Linked DNA regions of Mus musculus: regions 2 and 3 are each linked to region 1. Evidence: chromatin loops called from intact Hi-C (ENCODE). Cell type or tissue: heart. All regions are shown on one strand.

Region 1 (8,000 bases):
GGCAAAGGCAGGTAGATCTCTGTGACTCTGAGGCCATCCTGGTTGACAGAGAGAGTGTCAGGACAGCCAAAGCCTTGCTACACCATGTAACATTGCATAGATACACTGTAAATAGTGGGAGAGAGAAATGTCCATGGGTATAGTATTCAAAGACCTTAGGTAAGAGGGACAGAGAAGGCCTGTTTCAAGAAAAAACAAAAAACAAACAAACAAAAAAAGAAAAAACTAAAACAAAAGAAAGAGAAAAGAAAGAAGGAAAAGAGTAGAGAGCCCTTGAGCCAGTGGCTAACTTGACTCTAAGAGGTTACTGGTGTGGTCCAGACAATTTCACCAGTAACTATGTCCTTACCCTACGTCCCGCAGACCCAGGATTACTAGTGAACATTCCATTTCTACAGCAGCGACTTACCTCCCGGCCAGGCTCACTCTGCTTCAGCCTCTTCTTCTTTGTGTCCTTCTCTTGGTTTTGGGTAGGAGGCTGAAAGATAATGGGAGGCAAGAGCAGTACATGAGAAACCCGGGGAAGGAGGAAACCCAGAGAGCTCACGGCAGGGCCCATGGTTGGAGAGTCCCGGCTGGGCTGTGGGAACCAGGATCTACTTATAACCCTCAGGGATCTGGTTTCAGAGTTCAGCCCTATCTGTCCGAGCACATTAAAACTGGGGGTGTAGCTCAGTAATAGAGCACTGCCCAGTATTCACAAGGCCATGGGTCCCATAGCCTGCAACACACACAGTCTCTGTGTCTCTCTGTCACTCTTCCCTAAACTTTAAACAAATAATGTCACTGGAAATTGTGGCTGCCACCAGACTCTTATTCATTGCACTATTTCATTAGATGTTGCCAGAGCAAAAACAAAACAAACAAACAAAACAAAAACCAAAAACCCCTCAGTTTTAGAAAGCCTTTAGAACTTAGAAAAAAAATTCTTCTAATTTGTTACTTAATAATCTTCTAAAACATGAAAATACTGTAATCAAATACTTCTGTTAAATATACAGATCACATATAGGCCTCAAAGCAAACCACCAAAATAAGACAGTAAAAATAACCTGTCTTCAGATAGCACAGAACCAGCCAGCAGAGAGAATAGAAACTGTTAGGTCCTCTTCTCCAAGGATACTGTGACTCTTAAACACTGAAGCGGCCTTTTAAAAAGTTTTTATTTGAGACAGCGTCTTCTCATATTGCCCTGGCCGACCTGATTCTCAATATTTACTCCAGGCGGGCCTTAAATTCTCAGCCATCCTCCTGCCTCAGCCTCCAGAGTTCTGGATTAGAGGCATGCACCTCAGTTTGATCTGCTACTGGAGGGAAAAAATGTTGTTTGCAGTCTGTCCAATGAAGAGCTGAGAAATTATACCAGCTGGTCAGTTAGGAGGTTGGTGGAAACCTAGCGGTTCCCCAGGCCGTGGGCAGTGGGCAGGGCGCGGGCGGGGACACACCCTGCAGCCCTGTCCGCACCCGGGTGCAGAATTGGAACCCGCTGAGTGCGTACTCCTGGGCCGCCGGTTACCTCGTGCGCCGCCGCTCGCCCGGCCTCGGTGCGGCGCTGCTCCGCCAGGCGCAGCCGCAGGCCACACAGGCGCTGGTGCAGGTCGCGGTTCTCCGCCTGGAGCTGTGCCACCTCGCGTGTCAGGCGCGGGCCCTCGGCTTGGCCCCGCTCGGGCCCGCGCAGCTGCTCGTCCCTCAGGCGCTGCACCTCCGCGCACAGCCAGCGGATGTCCTCCTCCTGCCGCTGCAGGCGCGAGGCCACCGCCTGAGCCGCCAGGGCCTGGGCCGCCATGGTAGCTTCCCTGTGCCACCTGAGCCCGCCAGCCCAGCCAGAGTGACAAGGAGACGGGGCGGGGCGGAGCTGAAGGACTTCGGGAGGCGGGGTGAAGTGGGGGTGCATCACTATATGGGGCGGGGCGATGGAGGAAGAGGGGCGGGGCTGGAGCTGGGTATCCCTGCATGGGGCGGAGCGATGCACGGGCAAGAGGCGGGGCCATATCGGGGCAACTGTGCAGAGGCCAGGCGATGGGCAAAGAAGAGGGGCGGGCTATAGGATAATGAAGGGCGGGGCAGGAGTGATGGGAGGGGCAAGGGTAGGCATCATTTCAGAGGAGAAGCGATGAGACAGCGCGGCATCATCGCTGGGGAAGATGAGACGGCTGAGCAATGCTTCATAAAACAAGGAAAATGGGCAGGGGAGTGTGGCAGGGAGCACGGGCAGGAACACGGCCAATGTTGGGTGCACTGCAGGATTGAGAACTACGCTCTGGACCTAGGCAGCAGGAGTGGGACCACCGGATGGGCATCTTTAGCGTTTGGAGGCATGTCCAGGTGCTACTGGAAGTGTGTTCAGTCTAATGAAACTGGAGTTTGAGATATTGAAGCCCAGAGGAGGTGCGTCTCTTGACCAGATTGTCCAAACCGTTAGCAAAGCCTGATGGATTTCTTTCATTCCCCTCTTAAATTCTTGCAGTCACCACACTGTGCAAACAGGTTCTGAAAAGCGGCCATTGAAAATAGACCTTCATGCCAAGGCTGTGCAAATACAGTGGCACTTGGCAAGGACACACAGAAGAGCACTACAAAAACTTCAGCCTGGCCAGCACAACATTGTTCACTATTTGAGTCTAGAGCAAATGCTGTTTATAACTGTCTTAAGATTATTTTAAGTAGAAACATTTGTGCTATCGGACTTTGGAAACAGTGGTCCGCAAAGAATTAAGCTCTCATCCTGGAGCAGGAAAGGGCTGAAGCCCTGCTGCCCCCTGGGGGAGGAGTTGCCCTAGGAATTGCTGGACAGACTGGAACTAAGCCGATGATGGAGCCACACCTCCACCACTGGCCTCTACTTAAACTTAAACCTCATATTAGCACCCCAATGACGGGCTTGGGGTAGGTGGCTGAACCCCTGTAGCTGTTCATCTTCCCACTGTAACCACAATGAATAAATCTCCTTTCTCTGCTTTTTATTGTTAACTGTCATTTTAATTGGCATGTTTCAGAGGGTTAGCTGAGCTTATGTCGTTGAAACTTCCAGAAGCCAGGCTTTGACTCTAAAGACTCCAGTAATAAGTTCACACATGACTTTGTTTCTCTTATAACCATGAGCAAGAAGCTTCCTGTGGCAAGAACAAAAGTTGGCTTTTACTGTTCTTAAGTTCCTAGAATGTGCCAAGACATGAACGAAGCGATTTGGAAATAGTCACTTCTTAAATCTTCATTAAAAGAGATGATACCATTATACCCATGTATAATGCAGAAACTAAGGCACAGAGGGTAGCATTTAGTCAAACATGTCTCATGATGTAATCTAGGTAATGGAGGCAATAAGAGTTCCAAAATAGGGTTTATCTTGGGGTGGGATAGTTCAAGGGTGAGAAATTACTCTGAGAAATGGAGTCTGGGTAATGTGAGCAAGGTGGACAGACAGGTGGATAAATGTAACTCTGGGGAATAGGTGGAAGGAGCTGAGGAGTTAATCAGATTCACAGATCACTCCCAGCAAGAGATGCCATTGTCTTCCATGTGGAAATTGAAGACCTCTTCTGTGGGAAGAAGAGGCACAGCTGGGTGCAGTGGTGTACATCTGTACAGCACTCCTGGAGGTGGAAGCAGTGGTAGTGGTGGATGGGGGTAGCCATCAGCTTAAAGCTAGTCTGGGCTACATAGCAAGATAAAAAAAAAACTAGAAAGAAAGCAGAAGGGAAGAAGAAAGGGGAAGAGAGAAACAGAGAGGCTAGGATAGCTCAGTGGTGAAGTGCTTACCTTACAAGCATGAGGACCAGAAAGTGATATCCAGCACTGATGGATAGACACAGGTGTATCCCTGGGGGCTTGCTGGCCAGCCAGCTTATCCTAAACGAAGAGTCCAGGTTTTAGTGAAAGGCTTTATTACAAGGTAGTGGGTTCCTGGGGAATAATACTCCAGGCTGTCCTTTGACCTCCCCATGCAAATGCACACATAGGAAGATGCATCTGCACACTCACAGGCAGGCACAACACACATCTGCACACATGCACACACACGTACACACACTTGCACACATACATGCATACACACATGCACACACAACACATATCTGCACACATGCACACACATGCACACACACATGAACACACACATACACATGTACATACACATGCACACACAACACACATCTGCACACATGCACACACACCATAGTGCCACAAGAGGGAGCAGAGGTACAGAATTTTAAATGAGAAGAATAAAATACTACAAACGTTAGGAGCGCATGAATCTGAGAACATATAAGAACTAACATTTACAATGATAAAAACAAAAGAATGAAAGCTATCGATTAAAAACTCTAGAAAAGGGCCGGCAAGATAAACCAATGACAATATCAAAGAAAACTGCATGTAGTTTTCCCCCAATATCCACAGGTAATTGGTTAATGGGAAAGAGTTATTTCCCAAAGATATCCCATAAGTGCTTCAGTCCTTTACATAACATGTCCAAATTCTTGCATTTAACTTGGCTGCACCATCCTGTCTTCCTTACATCATCTCTAATGATGTACAGTGTAGATGCTGTGTCCACTGTAATGATGTGTAGGAAGGAGTGGGAAGAGAAGACTACATGCTGTATAGCTGTGATTCTTCCTAAATACTTTCAGTCTATGGTCCATTGAACCTACAGAAACAGAATGAATAGAAATGGAGGGTCTACTGTATACATGGCTCTTGCTGGGAATTTATTCTGTAGATATATTTCTTTCTCTTTTTTTCTTTCTTTTCTTTTTTTTCTTTCTTTTTTTTTTTTTTTTGTTTTAGAGCTTTATTGTAGAAAGGCAGAGAGAAAGAGAGAAGGTAGAAGGAGAGAGGCTGGCCATGGCCACGTGGAGAGAGAGGAAAGGGAGGGAGAGGAGAGCTAGAGATGAGAATGAGAAGAGCTTAAGAGCTGTAGATATATTTCTAAGAACACTAAACTGCATTGGTACAAAAATTTAACTCAATGATGTGTGTGTGTGTGTGTGTGTGTAAAATTACATAGATGCTGGTTTCATCAATTTAATACAATGACCCAATGGAAGATCATGTAGCAGTTTAAAAGCCATCAGGGAGATCTTTGTAAATTTATATGGAGGCAGCCAGGCGGTGGTGGCGCATGCCTTTAATCCTAGCACTCGGGAGGCAGAGGCAGGCGGATTTCTGAGTTTGATGCCAGCCTGGTCTACAAAGTGAGTTCCAGGACAGCCAGGGCTACACAGAGAAACCCTGTCTCAAAAGAACAAAAACAAAAACAAACAAAAAAATGTATATGGAGGCATTTCCTGGAGGTACTGTTAACGTGAAAAAGAGCTAAGTTCAAAGGAGCTTAAGTGACATGTTACATAACCTGTCTACATCTACTTATCAGCCCAGAGAGAAACTGAGGTGTAGACCAGCAAACAATGAAATGAGCTATCTACAAAGGACCAGGAAGGAAGAAACCAGTGGAAGACACCCAGAGAATCACCCTGCTCTGGCTACATCCTTTTGCTGTGTTGACTTTTGAAGGCCTATAAACAAATAACATGTATTTACAACTGATAAAGCACTAGACACATTTGAGAGAAAATTGAAGCAAACATAAATTCCAATGATCATCCAAACAGAAGACAGTAGAGAGGGAGAAAGGACGAGTGATTTCACACAGTCTTGGCCGAGGGAAGGTAAAAAACTGTGAAGAAATACTGATGTCATTTCAGGAACTCAAATGGAAAGAGACTGGGTATATACTGACTCAGGATCCCGAATTCTCCCTGTAGAAGAGAGATATTATGGAGGAAGACCAGTGAAGAAGTAGATACAAAGTGGCAGTTAGGACTCTGACAAAGAGGACTTGCCCCCTCCCACCTCTCCACAGTGATGAAGAGCTATGTCAAGGTCGGAGCATGTGAACCCAAGATAAGACAGGAGAAGCCTGTCTTCTTGTGGAGACCAGGGTAGGGCTCCTCACTAACACGACAACGATATGTCATGGGGAGGCAAGAACCAGCTCAAAGGACTTTGACTAACTAAGCTGGGGCCATTTGTACGTAAAAGTAATTAAGTACCATAATGAATTATAAGCCACTGAAAATATAATTATTCACACATTCATACAAATAATTCTTTGAAACTGAAAAAGAAGCAGAGCTTAGCTCACAAACCAATGTCAAGGGCTAAATGGGGAATCAGCAAGCAGAGCACTTAACCTCATATAATAAAAAGACAAACAAGCATTTGTAATTAAAAATACTAATATCATAAAAGACTAAACCCATAGAAGTGTTCCAAACTAAAGAGAACTGTTGCCATGATAACCAAACACAACATCTAACCCTAAACTGAGTCCTGGATGGGGTAAAAACCGTGCATGGTGCCATCCCTTGCCAGGTGGTCCTTAGCTGTATAAAAAAAAAAAAAATTAAGTTGAGCATGCCAGGAAAAGCAAGCCAATGAGCAATGGCTTCTGCGTCAGTCTCTGCTGCCAGGTTCCCGGCTTGAGTTCCTGCCCTGACTTCAGAGCTAAAACTCTTTCCTCCTAAGTTGCTTTTGGTCAGAACATTGTATCACAGTAACAGGAAGCAAAGGAAGACAGCTAGATAAGACACTGTCTGTAGTCCTTGTAAAGACAGGCTTGGGAGTTTATCTCGGCATTATGTAACATGGCCAAATGCTTCAAGAAAGAGAGTTTTAAGGAGAGTGAACAGATGGTACAGGGAAGATAAACCTACGGTAGCATCAAATGAGGGCGTCTTGTAGTTAGGGTAACTACTTCCATGTGTCTCTGTTCATCACTGAAGAAAGGCATGAGAGGAACTCAAACAGGGCCAAAAACCTGGAGGCAGGAGCTGATGCAGAGGCCTTGGAAGGCTTGCTCAGCCTGCTTCCTTATAGAGCCCAGGACTACAAACCCAGGGTTGACACCACCCACAATGGGATGGACCTGCCCACATCAATCACTAATTATGAAAATGCCCTACAGGCCTGCCTGCAGCCCTGTCTCGTGGAGGCATTTCCTCAGTTGAGGCTCCTCCTCTCAAATAACTTTAGTTTTCATCAAGTTGACATAAAACTATCCAGGACACTTCTTAAACTGTCTATCTTACCTTATCACTCCAGTGGATTCAGGAGTTTCCCTTAGCAAATGAAGCTCGGTAATTCCTTTGGTGGTGGTGTGATTAAATAAATAGGCTGCAGAGAGCACCTTAAGGCGGAAGGGTTCATTTTGGCTCACAGTTCAAAGGTATGGCCCATCGTGGTGGAGATGTTGCGGTAGCTGGATCTGAAGGCAGCTGGTCAGAGCGTGGGGGATGTCTGTGCTCAGCTCACTTTCTCGGTTTTTATACAGTCTAGGATCTCAGGACAGAAAATGATGCCACCCACAGGGGACAGGGTTTTTCCAACATCGATGAACCTAATCAAAATCATACCCGGTAGGCATGCCAGCAAGACCAAGTGCCCAATGCTCTCTTAACATTGCCCTATGGCCTGCATCCTAAAGCCTGTGTGCTAATTCATCAAGCTCTCAGATCCTTACACTCTAGTCTTCCCAGTAGCTCATGAATATTATCTGACTTCTTTTCAACTTCATTAAAATTGTGTGTGTGTGTGTTTTATTTATGTGTGCATTGCATATGGAAATCAGAGGCCATCAGGAAACAGTTCCCTCCTTCTACCATCTATGCCCCATATTAAACTCAGGTCTTCAGGCTTGGTAGCTAATGCCCTTACCCACTGAGCCATCTCTTCAGCCCAGTATCTAACTTATTTTCATCCCAGAGGCTTTGGCTTAGATGTGCCTCTTCCCACTCTCTTTGAGGTAGCCCTGCCCACAGTCTTTACAGGTATCTTTCCAGCTATGAGACATCACGATTCCTTGCATTTGCGTTCTTGATTTTTTTTTTACCTGACCCTACCTTCGCCTCCTCCTTGCAGTTGGGAGGGTGACTGTCTTATTCATCATTGTTCTCTATTATGTACCTAACACAAATAAAGTGGGTCACTGAGCAAAGCCT
Region 2 (8,000 bases), 190 kb after region 1:
ATATTTACCTTACATTATTCATATATTAAATTCCTTTTCTCTGTGTGTGGGGGGAGGGGATGAGCAGAACACACCCTCTGAAGTTTCTCCACACCATGAGGGTTTAGAAGCCAGGCCTGCATGGGGAATTAAATCACGCCAAGAAAAGCTTGGGAGCTTGTTTCTCCTCTTCCTTTTTATTTTTGTATGCAAGCAGGGTCCTCTGTAGGTCACCTTATCTCTCTGTCTTTAGCCAAAAATATTTTGGCCCACGAAAATAGAAGACAATCTCCAGCTAGAAGAACTCAGGTGCAGAGGTTAAATATTCAGTTCTTTGAAGCAAAGTGACTTTTTTGTTGTTGCTGCTGTTGTTTTTCAGAGTGTGATGACACATCTCTCTCCCTCTCCTCTTCCTCTCCTGCAGTATTCCTCAACCCACTACTCACGGCGCAGGGACTCTTTGGGCCTCATTAAGTTCCCTTCTGTTCGCCCTCAACAGTTACCGACAGAGTCTATAAAAGCAAGTTTTATAAAATACATTATGAATGAATTCTGCTCACTGCATGGCTGCTGCCCTTGCCTTTGAACATTATACTACTGAACCTTTGGTGGATACAATCCTTCAGTATCTGCGATGCGTACCATAGGCCGCATTCCTAAGCCTGTGTGTGCATACTCAAATGCACACACGATTTTGCAGACATTCTCAAGACTTACAGATAAGGAGCCCTTCATCAGATTTTTCTCACCCCCAGTCTCTTCCACAACTACTTCCATAGTTTTTTAGCCATTTTGTTTTACTTTTAACTTTATGTGTATGTGTGTGTGTGTGTATGTGTGTGTGTATGTGTGTGTGTGTGTGTGTGTGTGTGTGTATGTATGTATGTGTATGTGTGTGTGTGTGTGTGTATGTATGTGTATGTGTGGTGAGGAATGGGGGTGTGTTCATAAGTGCAAATGCCCTAGAGGCCAGAAAAAAAATCAGATCCCCTAAAGCTGGATTTATGGGAACTGGGAAACTGGGAGCTGGGAAACCTGGGTACTCTACAAGAGCATACATGCTGAGCCATCTGACCAGCCCTAAATCTTCTGTACTTTCATCAAGGCTATCTTTCCAAAATAGGTTTAATTATGTCACCCCTCTGTTTAAATGCTTTCTGGACTTGCTAATACTAGAGACTAATGCTTGTTGACCTACCAGTCTTTTAGAATCTCACATTCTCCACCTTTTGCCCTTCCTGCTACCTTCATGCAATGAGTTTACATAGCTGCTGGCTTCCTCAGCTCGGAGATGTAGCCCCACTCACTCACCTGTTCACCCTCCTTTGCTGAAACTGTGGGAAGAGACTGTTTTCTCAGGCCTTTGATGAAATGGTTTTGGTTTATGACACTGTCTTATTACTGTCAGTCTCCGCTCATCTCTGCTTCCTGTTCTCCCGTAGGCTGTCTAGGTGGAAGCACTTAACCATATGAAATTACATTCAGCTGCTGTTGAAATCTATTCTTTAGGTCACCAGCCGCAGATTTCACTCCTCTTTGGGCATACGGATCTCAGAGGTTTGACATGCGCATGTCTAAGCACCACCAAAATGAAGATGTCAAGCAGTTCTGTCGTCTCTAGAACAGCTGTCACGATACCCTGTGATAAGTTCTGTGCAAAGATTGTGTCTAACTCTATATGGATGACCTAATACTTAATTCCAACAACTGTCTATGTTCATTCACACTATGTTGAAATCCTCACCTCCAGTGTGATGGGCAGTGTGTTCTTTGATGGGAAGTTGGCTCATGAGGTGGACTGCTTCTTTTTTTGTTGTTTTGTTTTGTTGTTTTGTTTTTTGAGACAGGGTTTCTCTGTATAGCCCTGGCTGTCCTGGAACTCACTTTGTAGACCAGGCTGGCCTCGAACTCAGAAATCTGCCTGCCTCTGCCTCCCAGTGCTGGGATTAAAGGTGAGCGCCACCACCGCCCGGCCAGGTGGACTGCTTCTAAAGGGGTTAGAGAAACAGAAGACCACCCAGAGCCCCCTGGTCCTCTCCAAGAAATGACAAGCCATTTCAAGGCCTTCCAAGAAGGCTACTGTCAGCACCAGAAACAGGAACTCCTCAGGCACCCACCTGCCAGAGCCTTGACCTTGGACTTCCGGCCTTGACCTTAGATTTCCGGCCTCTAGACCTGAGAGACATCCATGTTTGCTGTTTAAGGCCTCCAGTCCATGGCATGGTGTTATAGTGGCCCCAGTAAACGTTAGCCACTTCCCATTCTATGGTCATCTTCTCAAGAATTCAAACCATCTTTCTTACGTGTATCTTGCCCATAGTTGGTAGCATTCGGCCAGGCGCAGCTCCTGTGTCCAGAGCCTGAGTCTTCCTCGGGGGCAGCAGATGAACACCTGGTTAATGACGGTCATCAGAAGGTGTGCGTTGACTATGAGCATGGACCTCTCTCATGCTCTTTCCGGCTTTTCCTAACAGTCGTGATAGAAACCAAAGCTCACTGCCCCAGACTCTGGGCTCTGGGCTCACTTAGGAGCTTAAGCGGGGACACTGTACTGTATGTGGGCTCCGAGGCTAGATCATTGGCTCAGACTCTCAATGGCGGTAGGCTGATTTGAACGCATGCAGACGGGATCCATGAGCCACCACTGCAGCAAATATATTGTCAGGGGACGTAGCTTGAGCTTCACCATTTCTTTATCGATCTCCATTCTTTTCAAGACCTTGTGAAAGCAACAGCCAGTGACCAGAACAAAGTTACCCTGTTCTATCAGGCGTAGCACCTCATTAGAGTGTGCTTTCTGGTCTCTTGAGGGCTCATAGCTCATAGCTCAGCAGTCTCCTACCCTCACTGCATGTAACTGGTGCTAGCTAAAGGATTTATGCCCGATGCTTGGCTTCACCTTTTGCTGACGATGTGTTTTCTGAAGAAGAGGGAGTGATGAGTCTACTAAAAATTGTTGAAAAGAGGGTGATGTTAGTCACTATGTGTGTCAGTAACTACATAAATTAATCTCAGGTACATCTTTCATTCCAGGTGTGAGCTGGGGAGCGATAGTTAATCTTGGTCAGCTTGATGGGATTTAGAATCGCTTTAGACAAGACTGATTCTCTCTCTTTCTTAGTAGCCATTGTCTTTAGCTCTTCACTCAGTTGCTGGGCCTTATGAGACATGAACATGGGCACACCAACTACTGTTGTCATTGGTACGTTTCATTTTGGGGACCATGATGTTAAAGCTTCATGGTTGTATATTGAAGACACCATCTCGATGGATGCACATGTTCCCGTACTCTGACTCTTGGAATCCCCCCACCTCCTCTTGAGTGATGTTCCCTGAGCCTTAGATGTAGGGTTTTGTGAAATGGGAACCTGGGCACGGGAAGTCCACAGTCAGTTGCTTTCTACATTTTGACCACTGGTGGATTTCTGTGATGGTTTCCATCTGCAGCAAAAAGAAGTTTCTTTGATGAGGGGTGAGAGCTACGTTTTTCTGAGCAGGAAGGATAGATATTTCTTCTAGAATCATCCACTTTGAAGTGGTAAGCTTAGTCTCAACTGCTTGGTTTAGCTAAAATGTATTTGATACATTTTAAACACTCTTCATTTAAAAAGAAAAAGAAAGAAAAGGAAGAAAGAAAGGAAGAAGAAAGAAAGAAAACATTTTAAAAGTAGAAGGGTTGAGGGAGTGGTGAGAGCCTTCAGAACAAGCCTGTGTTCTGGACTTCCTAGGGATAGGCCAAACACTTTGGCAGAGATTCAGGTATTGTAGCAATGAACTTGGGTCGAGGGAACAGTCAAGTCATTCTTTCCACTTAAGTGTTTAAAAATACAAACAGACTTTGATGTTAAAGAAGAAAGTGTGTGGACACAGAAAATAAGTACTGCAGTTGTTTCTTCTTGGGTTCCATAACATTTCTTAGCATAAGAAACGGCCTTGCTCCCTGCCATTGTTTAGCAAGGAAAATGGGTATTAGATGTCAATTTAGATCTAGGGAGATAAGTGAAAGTTCAAATGGCCTTTCCAGATAAGGCGTTTTCTCCAGTGGGTTTTTTTTTTTTCCCCTTGTGGAAATAAACAAATATCCCATTGCCTTTCATTAGAGTCTCTCTGATCTCAGTGCAGTTGTGGCGTGTATATCTGGATCGTTCTGGAAAGTTCTGATTGCTACTAGCAATGAAGACTTAAAGAATACTGAAAAGAATACTTTTGCCTCCTATAACTTAATGGACGGCCAGGTTCCATGTGGAGCCCTTGGGAGGGTAAGCAATACTGCGTATCCCCGGGGACATGAGTTCTCTTCTGCAGGTTCCACTCGCCAGTGCAGAGCATGACCTTGAATGAGCAGAGCACTCCCTTCAGAGCTGTGTGTGTGTGTGTGTGTGTGTGTGTGTGTGTGTGTGTGAGAGAGAGAGAGAGAGAGAGAGAGAGAGAGAGAGAGAGAGAACACTCGCTCACACGCTTCCATGTGCATGTGTGTCTGGACCAGAGGTCAATGTTGAGTGTCCTCTTCAATAGCTTACAACCTTATGTTTTGAGACAGTCTCTCTCCCTGAACCTTGAACTCACTGATTCACATAAGCTGAGTCACAAACACAATCCAGGGAGTTTCCTGTCTTTGCATCCTGGAGCTGGAATCACACACCTACACCTGGCTTTTATGTGGGTGATAAGGATCCAAAGTCAGGTCCTATGCCTGTGCAGCCAGCAGTTTACTGGCTGAACCATCTTCCCGTCCCCTTCAGGCCTTTAGACAGGAACATGGAGACACAGGAATGGAGATTTTGGAGGGGGAAAGAGAGCAGGCCTGAAGAGGGCCAGCCCAAAGTGTTTTGAAGAACGGAAAATTAAATATTGTCCACGTTGACAGTCTCCTCTGTCTGAAATTGCCTCAGGTTCAGGCATGCCATCTTTAAATATTTTTTTTAAGATTTATTTATTATTATATGTAAGTACACTGTAGCTGTCTTCAGACACACCAGAAGAGGAGTCAGATCTCATTACAGATGGTTGTGAGCCACCATGTGGTTGCTGGGATTTGAACTCTGGACCTTCAGAAGAGCAGTCGGGTGCTCTTACCCACTGAGCCATCTCACCAGCCTGCATGCCATCTTTAAAATAAATTTCTTTTTTGTTTTAGATTTCTTTTATTTTCATTTGTGGGAGTGTTTTGTCTGTGTGAACACACCTGTATCATGTGTATCTGGTGTACAAGGAGGTCAGAGGCAGGTTTGGGTCTACTGGAGTTGTGAACGGTTACAAAGCACTATGTAAATACTGGGGTCTCTGTGGTCCCTTGGGATGACACGGTAATTCAAGGAGCCTTTCTTCCTTTCTTTGCATCCTTGGGCAGAAGCAAACCTCCAGCCCCGCCCTCCAGAGGCCCTCCCTGCTATCAGTCCTGCTTGCTACCCAGGCCAGGAAGCTTTACCCAGCTTCTAGGCCCTAAGTTTACTGGGCTCCATAATAGAGACCTGATTGATTAAACCAGTGACCGTTGAATTAAACCCTCAGCCCCTCCTGTTCCCTGAAGGTCAGACAGCTGCAAGCTCCAACCCTCTAATCAAGCAGTTGGCCCAACTGGTGGCCAGTCTTCACCCTGAAGCCAAGGAGGGGTTCTCTGTGAGTCACTCATTAGCATAACAAAGATGCTCTTATCCTCAAAACAACCCGGGTTTGGAAGCTTCAAGACTGAATCTGGCACAAAACACACACTGCCTGGAGGCCTCTTGCAAGGGCTTTGCTATTCTCACACTAACGTTCTAAGGTTTCAGACCATTGTTTTTTCTATTGCTTTAAAATGGTGGTAACTGTTCCTAATTACTAATGGGATGTGTGTTTATTGCAGAAATTTTGAAAACTTTAAGAAGTCACAAGGGAAATAAAAATTGTATTTACTCAGATAGCTGATATTAATATTTGACTTTTTTCTCTATCAGTGGTATGTCATATATTAATGTACCATGTCGTGTTTAAAAAAAAATTAGAATCAAAACATAGGCTGTATTTTTTTTCTGCTTTTGCTAGAATACAAAAATATACGTCACATCTTTCATAACTTTTAAAAAAAATGTATTTGTAAAGGGAGTTTGGGTGACCTTTTTGAAGAGACAGTTCTCTGCCCACCTTGCTTTGAGGCAGAGTCCCTCTTCTTTTTGTCACTGTGCCACCTCCAGCAAGCAGCTGGCCTGTGAGCTTTTGCTGGATCACAGGTGTGTCCCACATCTCCATCAGGATTGAACTCAGGGGGTCAGGCTTGCATGCTAAATCCTTTCTTTTCTCTCGTTGAGCCATCTCCCTAGCGCACATCTTTACTATTTTTTTAAATCATCATTTTAAATAGATAATTGGGCATTCTTGCTTTAAAGTATGAGACCTGTTTTAAGAACAGATTTAGCTTCAGAGCAATATTGAATAGAAAGTACATAAAGTTCGAGTCTACCTCCGGTGTCCCCAGGAAGGCTCAGACACACCCACAGCCTGCATCCACACTTAAGCCGTGCATCCTATACAACAGATGAGCCTGTGCTGACGGAGTTGTCCACCACGGTGTGTGGCTTATATCACGGCTGGCTCTTGTGTGTCTGAGGGTTTGGGAAGACATACATGCTCCCATGACACCATCGCAAAGCGGTCTCACTGCCCTGGGGATGTACTTTGCTCCCAACCCTTGACTACTCTTTCATTTTCCTTCTTCATAGTTGGCCTTCCAGAAGGTTGTAGAGTTGGGGTCATACAGTATTTTCTAGATCAACCTATATCACTTGTTAATTTGCTTATTTGAGAATGAGAGCCTGATCTGTTTGTGGCTTTTTTTTTTGGTTTTTCTCTGTGTAGCCCTGGCTATCCTAGAACTCACTCTGTAGACCAGGCTGGCCTCGAACTCAGAAATCCGCCTGCCTCTGCCTCCCAAGTGCTGGGATCAAGGGCATGCACCACCACGCCCGGCTTGTTTGTGGCTTTTTGAGACAGGGTCTCATGTAGCCTAGTCTGAACCAGAGTTCACTCTGTAGTAGAGGCTAGCCCTCAGCTCTCTACCCTCTGCCTCTGAGTAACTTGCCTTTTTTTTTTTTTTTTTTTTTTTTTTTTCTCTCACCTCTCTGGATCTTCTGGAGCGCACTGTGTAGACCAGGAAGGCTTTGAACTCACAGAGAGACCTACCTGCCTCACAACTTGTGGCACAACTTGTGTCACCAGTTAGTTTTCCCCAAGACCCTGCTGTGAAGTTGTGAGTCTGCCATCAGAGGTGGCTGCAATCACTGTTTTCACACTCCTTGGGACACTTTCTAGGGCACTGATCGAGGCCAACCTGGTCTACAAAGTGAGCTCCAGGACAGCCAGGGCTATACAGAGAAACCCTGTCTCGAAAAGCCAAAAGAAAAAAGAAAAAAAAAGAAAAGAAAAGAACCACAGAACCTTATTCCTTCACAGGCCTGGAGGCCAGCCTGAAATCCAAGTGTCAGCAGGGTCAGGTTCCCTCTCTAAGAAGCCCAGCTTACCTCCTGGCCTCAGGCAGCTGCTACTGTCCGTGGAGTCCCTTGGCGCTTGGCTGGATGACTCACTGGTGTCTGTCTCCTGTTACCATAGCCCTTCCTCCATCTGGGTCCTCTCCTCCAGTAAAGACACAAGTCCCTGGGCTTAAGATCCACTTTATTCTAGTATAACCTCACTTTCATGAGTTAGTTCTCTTTCTCCACAGGTGTACATTCTAGACCTCCTGCTTGCACTGAGGCCAGCACCTGAAGGGTTAAATGCCTAAAGCAAAGAACCTTATGGGAGTCGAGGGGGAAAAAGTCAATTTATCAATAAGAACCTCCTCAGGCCTTATAGCAGGAAACAGAGCCACGGTAGGAACTTTCCACCCCACGCCTCCTCAGATTCCCTTTACTGCCCTATAACGTCAAATTGCTGTGCTTTGGGCATGGTCTGCACTCTCAGAGAGAGGCTGCCCCCTTCACTGTTCTGTTTCCACATCACCAATTCTTCCAGATCCGACAGTTCCAAGCCCTCTACAGTTGCCATGT
Region 3 (8,000 bases), 50 kb before region 1:
ACCTCAGGGCTCAGAAGAACCACACGGCATGTACAGCTCTGAGTCCTGCCATCAGGTGGCTCTCAGTTAGACTGCATTCTGGTTGGCCTGTTAAGTGCTCATGAACTTTACCGAACCCATCTTTCCACCATGAAGAAAGAGACTGAATAGAAAGAAGAAAAACCTTCGGAGACATGGGAAGGGACGAAGTCCCTACCCTGGAAGCTAGTCTATAGTTCCTGCTAGCTGACAGTTAAAAACTTCAAGTCAACTCATAAAGCTAACCCTGCCCATAGAAGCAGTGCTTCCTTCCCTAAAGACAAGGCAGAGTGCTCAGGGTCAGAGTGTCTGGAGCCTTGCCTGCTCCTGTGTTAGGATTCCACAGCTCTAAATCGCATGTTCCAACCAGCTGCACACTTTCATTTGGAAGGCTATGCTTTAAGAAAACTAAGTAAACCAGATCAGACTTTTCATTAAAATTGAAATCAGAAGAATCTTTAAATCTTGTTTAAATTACAGCCTCCATGGCCTGTCAACTTAGGAAGTTACAGAATCACATACACAGCCACCGCGAAGGCACCGAAGTGCAACCCGAAGGAAACAAGCAGCCTTGTCTTGGGAGCGTGTACTGTCCTTCTCTTACGGCTTGCTTTCTTTCTCAACACCCTTTTTTTCCTTTCCTTTCCTTTTCTTTTCTTTTTTTTTTTTTTTTTTTTTTTTTTGAGACAGGGTTTCTCTGTGTAGCCCTGGCTGTCCTGGAACTCACTCTGTAGACCAGGCTGGCCTCGAACTCAGAAATCCGCCTGCCTCTGCCTCCCAAGTGCTGGAATTAAAGGTGTGCGCCACCACACCCGGCGCCAGCAAGGTCTTAAGGTCCTCCTGAACCCGCCTCTGGGATACAGGTGCACGCAGCCACGCCTAAGGTTTTACCCTGGTGCTAGGGACCCAAGCACTGGCCTTCATCTGTGCACAGACTGTTCTCACCCCAAGATTTTCATGTTTGGAAAAAAAAATTAGCAGTGAGTCAGAGGTTGTTGAGGGCAGGGCCTCGTATATACTAAGCATATGTTTTACCGCTGAGATATACTCCTAGAACCAAATGCAAGATTTAAAAATACTTTCCAGTGCAGTTATAAAAGACCACAGTGAAATCATTACATCATAGCGCTGACCAGTAGAGGCTACGCTTTTAATGTTATGATGCATGCCGTTGGGAAAAGTGAACTACAATACTTACGACACAGGTAACAGAGGGCTTCACTGTGCAGTCGAACGTGACAGGCTTCCCGTAAGTGCAGGAGACATTGGTCGCACATTCTATACAGTCTGCAGGAAGTCTGCTACACAAACCATTGCTTGGACACTTCGTCATGTAAGGAGGGATTTCAGTACTTTCTGTGAGGTGAGAGAACAGCTGATTCTCTACGGATGGTGAGCAAAAGAACAGTGAAAGGCAATTTTCAATGGTGGCGAGATCAATCAGCAAGGACACATGTGCTAGAATGCAAACAGCTTGGAGTTGGGGTCAGTGACACCTGCAATCTAAGAGGGTTTCTGTCACCAGCTGGCTGTGACCTGCTAACTGGTGTGATTAGTAAAACGTCTCTCCTTCCTGCTTCCCACATGGCCATGAAAACTATAAGTGCTCATTGAGAGACAATGTGGGCCCAGGTCAGACCCAAGAGCTATTAGCACAGAGGACAAACTAAAGCTTGGATAAGGCAGAGTCTATGCAAAATACCAGAGGACATGTTGGACAGAACTGGAACCAGAACACACAGCTCTCCAAATCCAATCCAATGTCCTTTCCAGCAAAAGTTACTGATGGAAAAATGAAGCCCGGACACGCCCCCTTCGGCGCGCCCCCACCACAAAAATGACAACACCCTCAGCCCTCCAATTCTAGAAAATACTGGTGTTAGTATATACGTCGAAATAAAAATCTGTGAAATGCCTCTGCCAGTTTCAAGTCCAATCCCTGAAATAATAGGACTCCAAACAGATGAACCTAAAGAGCTAGCGGACAGTTAGCAAAACAGGAATACTTGGAAGTGACATGAAGTGGCTAACGCTATAAATACCATTTCCCACTATTGTTCCTATCTCCATGTGGCCCGAGGTTGGAAGGTTCAAATCACAAGGCTGAAAAGGCCTTAAATCAAGATAACTACAGTGGCTGCAAAGGTGAGGAAACAAAGATCCCTCAAAGCCCGATCTCACCCGGATTATCCTCCAGGTATCTATCCAACCTTCTTAACCCAGCACATCATATAACATTAGGGAAGCATTGTAGAGTTCGGTGTTTGGTTGGTTGGTTTTTAACTCAAGGGAAAACAGTACTGGCTAAAGAACTGGAAGAGAGTGGAAAATAAAAAATAAACAGAAACGAAGAGTCCTGTAAGGCTGGATGAAGAGGTAAGTCATAGATTTCAAAAAGACCAAAACTGTCTACTGAAAGCGGCTGTCTGCCCTTAATTTACATATCTAAACAACACCACATCTAACAGCCAAAACCAAAAGGCGACTTCTTATACTAAAGAAACCTGTATCGAAAACAAAGGGGGGCGGGCAACTACTCCTTATAAATATGCACATTTACTAGAATAGAAAACGTCTAGTACCTGCTGCCCTGGGAACTACAGAGAATGTACGTGTTGGGCCCGGATCCTTTATTGCCTGAGCCAGCGGCTGCGAATGCTCTAAATTTAAGGATCCTACAATTAGAAAGGCATGTTATCATGGGATAGGATACCCTTGGTTTGTGTGCTTAACAGGTAGGGGCTGCACTGGGCATCTACGGCTCAAGAAACGGAAATGACGGGGTCGACTGGGGTTCTGGGCTACCGACTCAGGGAACACCGGTTTTCGGGGCGGGCTGGAGCGCAGTGCTGCGGCCTCGGGCTGCGGCGCCCAGGCGTCGGTCGCCGGCCTCCTGCGGCTCCGGGGACCCCCTTGCCACCAGCTCACCCGGTGCGGCCCCCAGCCTTGAACTCACCATCTCCCGACAGAATGTAGCACTGGGACAGGAAAAGCAGCACGCGGGACAGGTGGCGGACAGACCGCAGCGGCTCGGCCGCAGCCTCCATTTTTGTCGCTGCGCGTGCGCACTTCCGGGCCAGGAGGCGGGGCTGTGGTGGGGGCGCGCCGAAGGGGGCGTGTCCGGGCGCGGCCCGCAGGCGCACTGCTGCGGGGCGCCGCCGGCGGGTGTCATTGCTTCCCAGCTCGGAGGTTGGGTGGTCTCCTTGTCGCCGTGCTCTGAGTGCTGTTGGCCAAGGGAAATGAATGAAACTGGGGACCCGCAGCAGCAGGAAGTAGCTCGGACCAGAATAGCCCCTCACTGCCTTTGAAGAGATGCCCTTCTCTTTCCATTGGGAGTCTGGGAAACGGTTGTGATGCGATGTGGTTAGCCCATTTTAGTTCCGCTGACCCATGAAGCCAGGGAAGCAGCTCCAAGAGTCCCATGCACCAGGACCCAGGGCTCCTGCCTTAGGTTTTACCACAGCCTGTTGGGGGACACGCGGAGTTTAGAGTTCCTCTGAGACTGGAAAAACAGGTTAGGTCTCAGGGCCTGGGACAAGAGCCAAGTGTGTGGAATTTTCACGTAGGAGCAGAGTCCAACCCCAAACTGGCCAGGAGAGCAACCTCGAGGAGGGGGAGCTGCTCTCTGCAACCTACGTTGTTTCTATGGCATATACTTCAGGAAGCATGCTGTTGGTATGTCTCTCTCTGTTGACTTGCACTTTGGGGTCCCCAAATTCCCACTTGCACATCTGATAAGTGAAAAAGTACATGAAATGGTGTTCGGCGCACAACAATCCTGCAGTAAATGTTAGCTTTAAAAATGGTTACAATTCGCACCCTACACCCTCACACTGGTTTCATCTATGATGCTTCACTCTTCATGTTCAGGAGAATCAATAATATATCAAAGACTGATGCTTCTCTGCATCTAATTTGAATTCTGCTGCACCTAGTGAAATAAATCTGTAACTAATTTCTCTTTGGCATAACGGTATTTTAATTAAGTGCCAAGACAATAAGGTTGAAATCGGAACTACAGGGTCTGGAGAGCTGAGTCGGCAGTTAGGAGCACTGGCTGCTCTTCCAGAGGACCTAGATTTGATTCCCTGCACCCACCTGCGGCTCACAATCACCCAGAACTACAGTTCCAGGAATCTGGCACCCTCTTCTGACCTCTATAAGCACAAGACACTCTTGCAGTGCCCAGACAACAGACAAAATACCCATGCACACAAAATAAAAATAATTTAAATATATCAGAAATGCAGTCCAGAGGCACAGACAGGCAAATCTCAGTGAGTTCTAGGCCAGCCAGAACTACATCGTGAAACCCAGTCTTGATTTAAAAAAAAAAAAATCAGAAATATACTCGATTCAACATACAAGTGAAACACCCCAGGAAAGCAGTGGTTCAACTCCAGGCAAGCGTCCAACAATGGAACATACCGAGGCTCTAGAAACACCATGTGATGCATTTTATTTAGGACTTTAGTGTTTCTAAAGATAAATATAATGAATTATGATTAGAAGCATTAAAACTGTAACTCTTAACTCACAATGCAAATAACAGATTGTACAAAATCTCTTTGAGGTTTCATAGTCCTTTGCCACTAACAGGATATTAGTACTTCTCTTATGATTGCACACTAAATGAAATAGCAATTCCAGCTTTGGGCATGAGTTTCAGTGTGAACTTTAGTAAAGCAGCCATAAAAATACCTGAGATGTGTGTATTAGAAAATAAGACATCTCCCCTCCATGTTACAAAAGGGCCATGGGCTTTTATTGAAAGCCTATTCCTGTCATTGTTGGGTGAGAGGTGGTGGCTGCTGGGGATGGAGCTCAGGCCTCATACATGCAACGCGGATGCTCTGGTCACGAAGCTACAGCCCCCAGGCTGGAAGCACATCTTTTGAGAAAGAAACAAAGCATGATTTCTGATAATTCTCGCTAGTGTTCCCCTCTTTGAATGGACACCATTTTATCACTGAGGTCTCTGGAGTCTTGATAGCTTGCAAATTTCTCCAGCTTCTCCTATTTAGTCTCAGAACACAACAAATTAAAATTTTGTTTATATCAAATAATCACTTTTCCTTCTTAGGTTGAACTCATTAGAGCCCTACAAGTGGCCCTAGGGTTCTTAGAAGTACTAATATCTTAAGTGACAGGGAAAATACATTTCAGAAGTCAAAACAAGGTTATATAGAAGCCCAAGGAGAAGCCTTCAGAAGTCTTCCTCGGCATTTAGCGTACGTGATTTTTTGAGGTTCTTCAATTTTTCAATGACGGAAGCTATTGATATTTCTCCATGAATTTTGTTGTCTCTTGTTCGAACATTTACTGCATTGTTGATCTTTTCCTTTTCGCCAACCACTGTAGAAATGAAAGAGAAATAAACATTTTTAAATGAGTGATTTACCTGCCATAAGTTAACGTCATTTGATACACACCCGAGTTTCTCCTCAATACTGCTTACTGAATTCCAGTCTCATGAGCATGATTGAGGGGAAGGGTGGCGTCTGAGCCCCTCTCCTATCCACTTCAGAGCACACTACTAAGGTCTTGGAACACAAATTGGAAGGGAACTTTTTTAACAGACACCTGATTCTTCCTATACTCTTTGATGACTAAGGAAATACCACGTGCCTGGATCCAAGCAAGCCAACCAGAATTTTGTAGGATGTGGGGAAAGCCTGTTCTCTCTCGTACTGTGAGAAGAGGTGGGAACCTGCATCCGTGTTTCTTCCCATACAGAAAGAAGAAACAAGTGGAATTAAGATATTCCAAAGGATCAGAGCAAAACAGGAAGCAAACAGAGACGAGGTCCTGGTGAGGCTGAGTCCCTGGTCACTCTCTCAATAGCTTGGCTATTAATCCAACTTCTCAGGTCACCAGTCACCCTAGCACCTTCCAATAAGCTAACGTGAGGTTTGTTTCTATCATAACAGAAAGCCTGACTGACACATGTCACTTCCTTCCGCAGGCAGACCTTACCAGCGATCAGCTGCTGACAGAACGGCTCTGGCTTTGCTCCCTTTTCCTTCCCACTACAGACCCTTTCTACTTGTGGGATGTGATCAGGCCAGACCTGCAGACATGTCGATAGCAGTTTCTCCTGATTCTATTGTTAACTTTCAATTTTTTTTTTGAGCCAAATTGTTGGACTTTGGACCTAATTATTCACAAAACCAAAGGGGAGCCTCTGGGTTTTACATCAAGCTGGGGCCAAAGCAGTGCAGTTCCACTGAAGAAGTCATCCTGGTGTTTGTCTCCACTTGGGCTTGAATGTTAAGTGTTGCCAGTGACGCTGCACCACGGACTCCATGTGGAGCTCTGGGATCTGCCTTGCGCACCACATTTCAACAGTCAACTCGTGATACCTAGTTACACCACATTCCTCCTTTCTATGGCCTTTGTGTAAACCCCCAAGCCAAGCATTGAAAAAAATGAGCTTAAATTACCCAAAATGAAATTATACTGAGCCAGCTGTGCATTCCGTATTTTCTTATTTAGTGTACAACTGTCATCTAAGTCCACATCGGCCATGAAGCCTTCTTCGAAGCATTCCTTGGACACCTAGAAGAAAGTGGGGTGTTTTTGTCATTACACCATGTAACCAGCAGCCCTGTTCCCATCTTCTGATACTGATAGCTCCGTATAGCTCCTGCCATTTTGTTCAGAGTTGGTCAGAAGGCATGGAAGGGAGGGCTTATTACTACTAAATCTAAGTTGCCAAAGCCTGCCACGTGCTCTCTGCAGATCCCTTGCTCTGGAGGGCATCCATCCCAACAGCGTGAGAAGCAACCACACAGTGAAGACCTCAGGAATGGCACCTGTGCCCAAAGGTTCCCCATGAGATGCTATGTTGGAACCAAACAGTTAGGGGCTGGCGAGATGGCTCAGCAGTTAAGAGCATGTGTTGCTCTTGCAAAGGACCTGGGTTTGGTTCCTAGCACACACATGGTGGCTCAAAACTGACCCTGACTCTAGTTCCAGGAAATCAGGTAACCTCTTCTAAACTCCTATAGACACCAAGCATACAGACAGGCATGCAAAACACTCATACATAGAAAATAAATAAGCCAGGTATGGTGGTGCACACCTTTAATCCCAGTACTCAGAGGAGGCAGAGGGAATCTCTGTGAGTTCTAGGTTAGCCAGGGTTACATAGAGAGGCCCTGCCTTAAAAAAAAAAAAAGCTCAAATAAATACATAAGCAAATAAATATATTTTTTAAATGTTTGAAAATAGAACCAGCTAAGCTGCTCCCAGACTATTACCCTCTTCCCCTGAAAGTGAGGTAATAAGTATTTGTTATTAGAAGCTGCAGCTAATAAGGTGTCTCCAATAAAAACAAGTGGGAAAGAGTAAGTGTGAGATGCTTGAAAACACCCATTTCTCAAAAACATTAAGGACACGGTTCTAACACAGCCCATAGACATCACTCATTCATTGCTTCCAACAATGGAAGGAGGAGGCGGCCATCAACATGCTAGCAGGGCATTATCTTAAAACACAAATGACGTTTCAAGACCGTGACCACACAGAATACATGGCAAGTCATTATGTCCTTTGGATGTCTGTGACCTTACCTGTAGTGCATAATTTTCACAAGCTGGGCCTACTGGGATGACCATTACCTGGCGAGGGGACAGCCAGAGAGGCCTGAAAAGTATATAAAATATGTCTATTTAAAGTCACTTCAAACTGACCACTTAGGTGGCTAAAAGTAATCAGAGCTTTCTCAGGGTGACAGTCATGAGACAGTGGTACTGGTAAAATGGCGCAGAAGCATATGAAACTTTATCAAGTCAGAAGGCATCAGAACAGAGTGGAAAGGAAATTTGGAATTTTGATAAGAAAAGCGGGCAGACACATTTTGCCCTCCTGAGCATCTACCCCAGAGAGCCTTGTGTTCACATGCCACACCTCCACACTGACATCCAGGATGGTTTTATTTAGAACAGCTGAATACTGGAAACACCCCCATGTGCTTCATC

The links. A loop is a pair of places that touch in the nucleus more often than their neighbours do. Peaks named below come from ENCODE experiments on the same cell type or tissue, not always from the same donor. Only the 100,000 strongest peaks of a DNase experiment are listed, where the experiment ranks them.
Region 2: it touches region 1 in a loop (4-fold over the local background); 2 of 42 quality-filtered maps call a loop at or near these places.
Region 3: a loop joins it to region 1, with 2.1 times the contacts of the local background. A loop is called at or near these places in 6 of 42 quality-filtered maps.

Annotation. Positions count from the first base shown.
Region 1 is chr7:65,638,731-65,646,730 of GRCm38, reverse strand. Tarsl2 (threonyl-tRNA synthetase-like 2) reads right to left here and starts at 1,833. Exons shown (of 19, transcript NM_172310.2): 1 at 1,517-1,833; 2 at 410-478. The coding sequence starts at 1,786. In heart, CTCF peaks have their summits at 1,555 and 4,185 (motif pointing right); a DNase peak (open chromatin) is centred at 1,910; H3K4me3 peaks cover 1,409 bases; H3K27ac peaks cover 1,583 bases; H3K27me3 peaks cover 889 bases.
Region 2 is chr7:65,451,977-65,459,976 of GRCm38, reverse strand. It overlaps a transcript of Tjp1 not described here. Among named protein-coding and RNA genes, the nearest start is that of Tjp1, 85 kb to the right of the region's middle. In heart, a CTCF peak has its summit at 4,019; no DNase peak of the experiment used is centred here.
Region 3 is chr7:65,688,544-65,696,543 of GRCm38, reverse strand. Tarsl2 (threonyl-tRNA synthetase-like 2) reads right to left here. Exons shown (of 19, transcript NM_172310.2): 17 at 7,593-7,665; 18 at 6,462-6,576; 19 at 4,451-5,373. The coding sequence ends at 5,225. It overlaps Tm2d3 (TM2 domain containing 3), which reads right to left and starts at 3,127. Exons shown (of 5, transcript NM_026795.3): 1 at 2,975-3,127; 2 at 1,217-1,401. The coding sequence starts at 3,065. Gm33234 (a long non-coding RNA gene) reads left to right here and starts at 3,102. Exons shown (of 2, transcript XR_391545.3): 1 at 3,102-3,693; 2 at 5,984-6,485. In heart, a CTCF peak has its summit at 3,136; a DNase peak (open chromatin) is centred at 3,043; H3K4me3 peaks cover 1,922 bases; H3K27ac peaks cover 1,570 bases.